2 separate regions of the Mus musculus genome follow, and region 1 is linked to region 2. Evidence: chromatin contacts called from ENCODE Hi-C data. All regions are on one chromosome and are shown on one strand. Each heading gives the region's core, a stretch centred on a gene start or an enhancer-like site at or near the end of the contact. The rest is flanking DNA. Distances are from core to core; before and after follow the strand shown. Region 1 holds the start of Nkx3-2 (NK3 homeobox 2). Region 2 holds the start of Msx1 (msh homeobox 1).

Evidence for each region. Hi-C counts contacts between places; a loop is a spot of excess contacts on that map.
Region 1: a loop to region 2 is called in a map of left cerebral cortex, with 16 times the contacts of the local background. The contact joins the promoter of Nkx3-2 here to the promoter of Msx1 in region 2. A Hi-C loop is called at or near these places in 6 of 37 maps with a recorded cell type or tissue (ES-E14 and left cerebral cortex).

The regions. Positions count from the first base shown.
Region 1 is chr5:41,761,903-41,765,711 of GRCm38, forward strand. Nkx3-2 (NK3 homeobox 2) reads right to left here and starts at 2,318. Exons shown (of 2, transcript NM_007524.3): 1 at 1,577-2,318; 2 at 1-275. The coding sequence starts at 2,042. Gm46910 (a long non-coding RNA gene) reads left to right here and starts at 733. Exons shown (of 2, transcript XR_001784850.2): 1 at 733-1,101; 2 at 2,922-3,183.
Region 2 is chr5:37,823,151-37,826,930 of GRCm38, forward strand. It overlaps Msx1 (msh homeobox 1), which reads right to left and starts at 1,435. Exons shown (of 2, transcript NM_010835.2): 1 at 715-1,435. The coding sequence starts at 1,183. Gm33993 (a long non-coding RNA gene) reads left to right here and starts at 2,605. Exons shown (of 6, transcript XR_868362.1): 1 at 2,605-2,736. RefSeq lists an enhancer at 2,519-3,780.

The DNA.
Region 1 (3,809 bases), core at 1,068-3,567, 3.9 Mb after region 2:
CTCTGTGAGCTTCAGCGAAGCTGCCAGGTCTGCGCGCTCCGGCCCGGACAGGTAGCGCTGATGGTTAAAGCGGCGCTCCAGCTCGAAGACCTGGGCGTGCGAGAAGGCGGCCCGGGAGCGCTTCTTTCGCGGTTTAGGGGCTGCGGGCTCTTCCTCCTCCTCCACGCCGCCCGCCTGCCCGCCGCTAGCCCCGCTGCCCGCGGCGCCGCGCAACCCAGGCACGCGTGCACCTCCAGGGCTAACGCTGTCATCCTCGCCTCTCGGGCTGTGGTCGCCTGCGGATTCCGGTAGGAACAAAAAGCAAAGAACCTGTCAGACTCGCAGAGGGGAAGATGGGTCTCGGTTGCTGTGGTTTCTTGCGGAAGATTGGCAAGGGAACCCACTTTGAGCCTACTGAAAGGGGAGGAGAAGTTCCAGAGGGTTCTGTTTCAGAACTCTGTCCTCCACGCTTCTCACATAATGTATCTTTTCTGCTGCTTGCTAGAGCAGTAGGGGAACAGCTCTTCCCGAGTTTTCCAGGCCCCAGATTTCCTGCAGGAATGTAGGATACTTGGCCTGAACATATCCACAAGTTTTGTTCTGTACTTAGCCCTGAATCGTGGCTTTCTACACTGAATTTCTGTTTCGAGTTGTACAGCACACCTTTGCACACCCACACCCACACATCCGTTGACTACAGGAAAGAGGAAGGTGGTGGTGGGGAAGGGTGCAGATCTTGAGGTCAGAGGTATAGAGAGTCTTCCGTCCTAAGAACCCAGAACTGTCAGGATACGGCAACAGGGAACAACGCGAGGCCCCAGTACACTTGCCTCCCTGTTCTTTGCATGAAAATAAAGGGAAGCCGGGTGCAGACAGTGAAGACCCTGATCTGAACCCCGTTTCCCAGCCTTTTCTGTGCTTCCTGCAGCACCGCCTGCAAAAGAAGTCAGCGCTCTGGCCGGCTCGAAGCCTATGCGAGGCCTACAGCAGACTGTACCCAATAGAAGCCAGCAGCCGGCCTTTCAGACTAAGAAATATACCCGTGAGTGGATACAGAGTCTTGACGATCCAGCGCCTCCCAGACCACCTCAACCACACTTCCCCACCATCTCCCGCCTTCAGGTAACTGCTACTTTTGTTTCTAGCTCCCTAGGTACTCAGCCAAAGGCTGTTTTGCCAGTCCTGGGGTAAGGGAAGTTAAACGCGCCCTTTCCCAAGGCTCCCCACTCCTACGCTGTGACAGGATCTGCAGTCGTTGGCATGGCTGTGTCAGGGATCTACCTCATAGATTTTTGGTCCCCCTTTCCTAAATCTAGAGATTTTAAATGGGCACAGCTGAGGCACTGCAGATGAACTCAAAGTTCTTGGTGCAGAGCGCAGGCCACATAGTACCAGGACACCCGGCTCTAAGAAGCTCACTTGCTTCAGGTTTGGGGCAGCGCGCGCCAACGCGAAGAACTTGGAGACTTCGCTAGCACTAAGCCCGGCAGGGCGTCGTGTTCCCACAGTAGGCCCACCCCGCCTCAGAGTGCTTGACCTCTTAACCCACCCCCTTCAGCCCAGCCCCCTTCCTGGAGAACCCCCCGCAGCAGCAGACCTGAAACGCTGGCTGACATCTCGCTGTCGCTGCGGACCGGGGCTTCCTCCTCCAGGTCCTTGGCGGCGTGCAGCTCGCAGCCTGGCTGGTCCAGGCCCAGGGTCACCCTGGCGCGGCCGGTTCCACTGGCTCCCGGGACATCGGCGCAGCGCCTCCTGCCCTCGTTCTCTTCGCTCAGGGCTGAGTCTGAGTCCCAACCTCCCGGACTCTCTGCGCTCTGCCCCACGGCTGTTCTGGTTCGGGCGGGAGATGCCAGAAGAGAGTCCTCGGCGCCCCCCAGCGCACCGGCCTCGGTCTCCCCGAAGATCCGCCAGCAGCAGACGGCGGGCGCCGCGGTCACCGCCACCTCTGTGCCCCCTGGTGCCGGGCGCCCCTCCGGCGTAGCCAACCCGCCGCGCTCCTCTTTCTTGTTGAGGATCGCCTGGATGGAGAAGGGCGTCAAGGTGCCGCTGCCGCGCACAGCCATCTGCGCCGCAGATCGGAGCCGGCAGCCAGGAGGGCAACTGGGGCGCGGGGACAGCTTCGAGCCTGACACGGAGCTCTGGGCGACCTCAGCGCGAGTGAGAGGGGCGCGCCAGGCCCCCGCAACCCACTCCTGCGCAGCACAGCAGCCCCCGCCCCCCTCAGTTCCAGGATCCGCGCCGACCCTCACCCCACCTCACAGGCCCACCTCGCCAGGACCCCCTCCCCTGGAATCCAGCGCCAGATGCTCTTCTCCTACAGCCCGGCCGATTATCTCTTCGCCCGTGGCCCTCTGGGGACCGGCCCGGGTCTGTCCTCTGGGGAGAGGCCGGCGAGAATTGTCAAGGGTCCTCTCCGCGTCTGCAGTCGCCTCCGGAGCGCCGCCGAGGCGCACCGCCCAAAGTCACTTTTTCTGTGCGCCTCTGTCTTCCCGGCCTGTAGGGCTTCGCTCCTGGCGGGTCCTCCCTCTTCCCCTCTGGGCTGGCTTTTCCGGAGCCTACTCCTCTGGCGCCCGCAGTGACAGCTGAGGCCCCTAAAATCGGAGAAGAGCGGGGACACCTTTTACCCTCTGCCGGGGTTTTATCTGTTTCTTCTCTTTGCTTCTGCGTTCCACTGTACCCCCCCCCCCCTCCCATCAGAGTGTCATTCCTCACCGCTGAGTGACAGCATCGGGCCACGCCCCTTCACTAGCTGTCCTGGGCTCTCCCGGCAGTGGATTGGCTGGTTCCAACTGGAGGCCGTTGACTTTAAGAGACTCTAGTCCACCAGTTGAGTAGCAAAAGACAGGGTCTGATTTAACCCCTTCCCTCCTAAACCTGGTTCTCAGTAGCATCCTTCAGCATCGAGGAGAACCATCATCCCGAAACTTTGTTTCTGATTTCAGTTCCGATAACCATCGACTCTAGCGCTTTTCTGGAACACCAGTATGAACCCCAGCTCAAAATTTCGGCGAAAACTCAACAGAAAGCATCTCCAGATGTGACGTATAGTTTCTGTTCTCTAGGAAGGAGCCCAGAGTCGAAGAACAAAATTCATCTTTTTTTTTCCTTCCACTCTTAAAGTTTCTCAGCTGTTTCTCTGCTAATGCTCTTTACTGAAGTAATCTGATAATTAAAATCACTCTACTAAGTACTCCTATCATTTTACGTTTGATTGGATTGGATTTCTGTAGACGACTTAAAAAGCTAGGTTGAAAAATATTAGTTAAGCACCAAGTGGGGCGAGGAATTGGAAAGCATTTGGGTAGAGAATTTTTGGAGCTGGGTATTCGTCTCCTTGGGCAATCAACTCTGAATTTAATTGGATTTGTTCAATTTGTTTTACATCAAGAAGAAAACATAAAAATGCTTTTAATTTGTTCTTTAAATATTCTGTTTCTTGTGAGTTGAGAAGGAGTAGATAAGTTTGAAAGAGACTAGCTGGGAGTTACACAATAGTGAGATCCAGAACTGAGATTTAATGCCCTTAAAAATAAGAACCAAGTTATTTTACTCACTAGAAGGAAGTAAATACAAAATATAAACATTGTGGTTATGTCAAAACATATGTTGCCTATTTACTAAACATCTTTTTAATGACAAGTTTGTTCAAGTGACAAATCTTACTGACTGCTCCACAAATGTGACCCGAGGCTTGGTCCAATACACAAGCTTGAACCTCTGAACACATTTAAATAGTTGTGATGTTAATTTCAGAAGCTGAGGAGGCCACTTCATTGGTGTCATTAAAATAGGGAAGGCCTCCTGCAGCTGCTTCCCAGAGCTGATCCGCA
Region 2 (3,780 bases), core at 185-2,684:
CACGTCGCTGGCTGCTGGGTCCGCTTCAAAAGCCTGGTCCAACACATTCGGACACTATAGCAAAGTGGTTAATAGGGAGCTCTTTTGGTTGTCTTGTTGTCTCCACCACCACCACCATCCCCCCTAGTCCGCGATCGTCCCCTCTTGCTAAATCATCCACCCGCCCAAAACACCAAGTTTCTGCTTAAAATTAGATGCGCGGTGGGGCAGGAGTTTTGCAGAACTCCGGAACCCTTTGAGAGGTTCTTTAAATGGGGAGCGCGAGGTTACGGCTGTCTACCAGTAGAAAGTGAAACTCCGCAGAGCTAGGATGTACTGGCCGCTGCGCCCATCCAAGTTGAGGTGCAAAATAACTGAGTTTAGGGTCAGGTGGAGAAGCAGGGCACCCCTGGTGTCCTGACTACCGGAAGAATAAGAAGGTCCACAGACACCCGCGCGCTACAAGTGAAGTGACAGGCTCGGAGGCACTGAGCCAAGGCAAGGAGCGCGGACTAAGCTTTGCCTGCTTTAGGCCTCTAACTCTCTTCCTGGGTGGGAGTGGGAAGAGGCTCAAAGGCGGTCTTCCCGCCAACGCAACCTCTGCACGGCCTCCAGGTACCCAGTTGCAGGTACGCCGACGCCCGAGACAAGCCGGCGCCGGCGCGCGGCCTGGCGCCCTCGGGCCCCACACCCCCTCTTGGCCCCTTCGCTCTCCATCCAGGGCTGGCTACTTACTGGCTGGGGGCGGGGAGAAGCGGGGACTCTGCATCCACGGGGTCCGATCTAGTTTCTCGGGGCTTTCGGCCTTCACCAGAGCATCTTCTGGCAGCTTGAGGAGTCCTCCGACTGAGAAATGGCCGAGAGGCCGCGGCGAGGAGGGCGCATCCGGGGCGCCCAGAGACCCGGGCCGGGTGCCCAAGTGCTGCACCGAGCCACCCGCTGCCTGAGCCCCTTCGGAGGCCACCAGGACGCTCTCCTTGGCCCCGGGCTTCCTGTGATCGGCCATGAGGGCCTCCACGCTGAAGGGCAGGAGTGAAGCGGGCACTTTGGGCTTGGCCCCCTCCTCATCTGTGCCCATGGCGGTTGCGGTGGCCGCAGCAGCCCCGGGGGCTTGGCCAACGCCTCCCCCAGCAGGCTTGGCGAAGGCGGAGTCCTCCACTTTGACACCGAGTGGCAAAGAAGTCATAGCAGCAGCCGGGGCCATGCAGAGCCGGACCCCCCCTCCAGCCGCAGCTCGAGACAGCCCTGGATCATGGGTTTCGGGCAGGCTGGGAGCGCGACCGGCTTCTGCGAGCTCCTGACCGGCTTCTGCGAGCTCCTGGGTTCCTGGCCCGGCCGGCTCTCGCGCGCGAGCCTCCTGCGGCTTCCCCAGAAGGCCAACTCGAGCGAGCGGGGCCTGGATCCCTGCGCCGCTCAGGCCGAGTTCCCAGGCGCACTCGCCGGCTCCGGGTCCGCCGCCGCTCCCCTGAGAACTTGTTAATAAGGCAAGGCCAGCGTGGCAGCGGCCAATCAGAGCGCGAGGGGGCGGGTCCGGAGAGAACCATTGGGCTGTGCTCGTGCCCCGAGGCGCGCTCGGCCTGGGGGCGCTCGGGGAAGGGCCTGACCCGCACAGGCGGGACAGAGCCGGAGGTACCTGGGGAGCTTTTCCGCCTAGCTAAGTCAGGTGGGCATCGGTCCGGCTGGACCCCCACACTCCTGGATGTGGATTCTACCAAGTTCCAGAGGGACTTTTCTTTACTAGTCCTTCTCTTCTGCCAGTCGTCCTCCACCATCCTTTACCCACTTCTTCTGTTCCTCTCCATAGACTACTTTCTTTCCACAGTTTCTCTTATGGTCTGTGCTATTTCTTTCTGTCCCCTTTCCCTCTTCTGGCCCCCTTTCTCGACCACAATTCACTTACAATTTTTTTTTTCTTTTGGTGTTTGCTTTGAATGTTCATAGTTATTTGTCAGAGTAGCAAGGGATAATACTAATTTCTTTTTTTAAAAAAGCCGCCCTAAGTGTCTTATGTCTTCCAATCTTCAAAAATTTACCTCGGAGTAAAAATGGGCCTTTGTCTCCAGGGCTGGACAAAGTTAATCAAAGAAAGTACAGGTCCTGTTGGTTCTGTGGGTACGGGAACAAGTAACATGATCTGGGAAATGAGTTTGGTTCTCATGCAAACACGTACCCCCTCCCTATACGTACTTTTTCTCCAGAAAGTTACACCTCTACCAGAGAACTGCTACTAGCCAAAGAAGCCACTGGATGCCTTGGGTGAAGACCGAAATAAGACCAACAGAACCCACCAACAATCTGGCCTCAACATGACCTCAGACAATGAATCCTCAAAAACAATCACACTTCACTAACTGTGGGTCTGTCTGCTGGTGCAGAGTGGAGGCCCATTTGATGGGCCAGTAGGAAAAATAAGCAGTTCCTGGAGGTATATCTTTGGTGCAAGGCTTAAGAAGTTTTGTTTGCCCGATTTCGAAGGAAACGTGTTTTGTTTTGTTTTGTTTTGTTTTGTTTGACTGATACAAAAAGAAGGAAAGTTGGAGTGGGGACCACAGAAGACCTTGTAAACTGGGTTCGAACAGGCTGTTGGGGAGTTGGGGGGGGGGGGGCTTTTCTTTATATGGCCTCTTATCCCAGGGCCCAGGCTCGCGGCTCCGGGGGAGGTGGAGGAGGTGATTGGCGGCTCACCGGGACTGTGCATTGATGACTGCCGGGCTCTAATCTCCAGGAAACACAAGGGGCTGCCGTGGCCATTTAGGGGTAATTATCCGAGCACGGAGGGATAGCGAATTCCCTGGCCTTTTAACTGGGCGCAATAAAAAGCTGTAGATTAGGGGCGACCAGATTAAGGAAAATGAATTACTTTATTACCCAGACGGCGTCCGGGGTCTGGAGGGAGGGGTTGGGCTGCGGACGCCAGAGAGATCGGAGCCTCACATCTGCCCACAGGGCCTGGAGAAATAGGAAGGCCTGGGGCGGGTTCGGGAATACTCGCTTCTGTGAAATGTCTGGATTTCTTACGTTTCTGAGGCTGTGAGGAGGCACTGCGTAGGGCTTGGGACTCAAGCTCATTTAGGCCCAGCTGGACGCCCGCTGTACTGGGTCCCCTGAGGTTTGTTCCATGTGTATGGGAAGTAGAAGCCATACCGTCCCGTTTTAAAGCCCTGCAAACGAAAGTTAAGCGACAGTGTAGGCCAAATCCTTAGCTCGAAGCCTAGAAGGTACGGAGAACTGTAGTTTAAGAACTAATTAGGCAGTTGCTAGATCATCTCGTTCTATAGCGTCAGCCGATTTACACTCTGCGCTCGGATTAAAACAGAAATGGAAATAAATCTCCCAAATGGCTTGCTTTAGTCTAGTGTTTTTAGTACGAGGAGTGTTTTTCAAAAAGTGAGGGTTTTCAGTTATTCCACCTCGATCCCCAACTTAAAATAATTTCCTTTTGGGAGCGATCGGAGAATCCAAGTAGCTACGATCTTTTTCCCGGGAAAAAAAGTGCATAACGGCTAAAATACGTGACACGCAACTGTGTAGACAACTTCAGGGACTCGTGTACTGGCCCAGAGTCTTAATTCCTGCTTTAGGACCGAGGGGGCCTCGAACCCCAAGAATGGGGCCCCAGGGCGCACCGGGGTCTCCAGCGGAACTCACGGAGTGTGCAGCAGTCGGAGCAAAGAGGCCTAGCCTCAGGCCGGGGAGGGGGCGGCCTGAGAAGGGCTGCATCGCTAATTGCGGGGATAAACAATCTGTCACGATCCCTCAGCGCGCCTAATAGGCAGACGAGGATGTTGTTTTTAGGCGCCA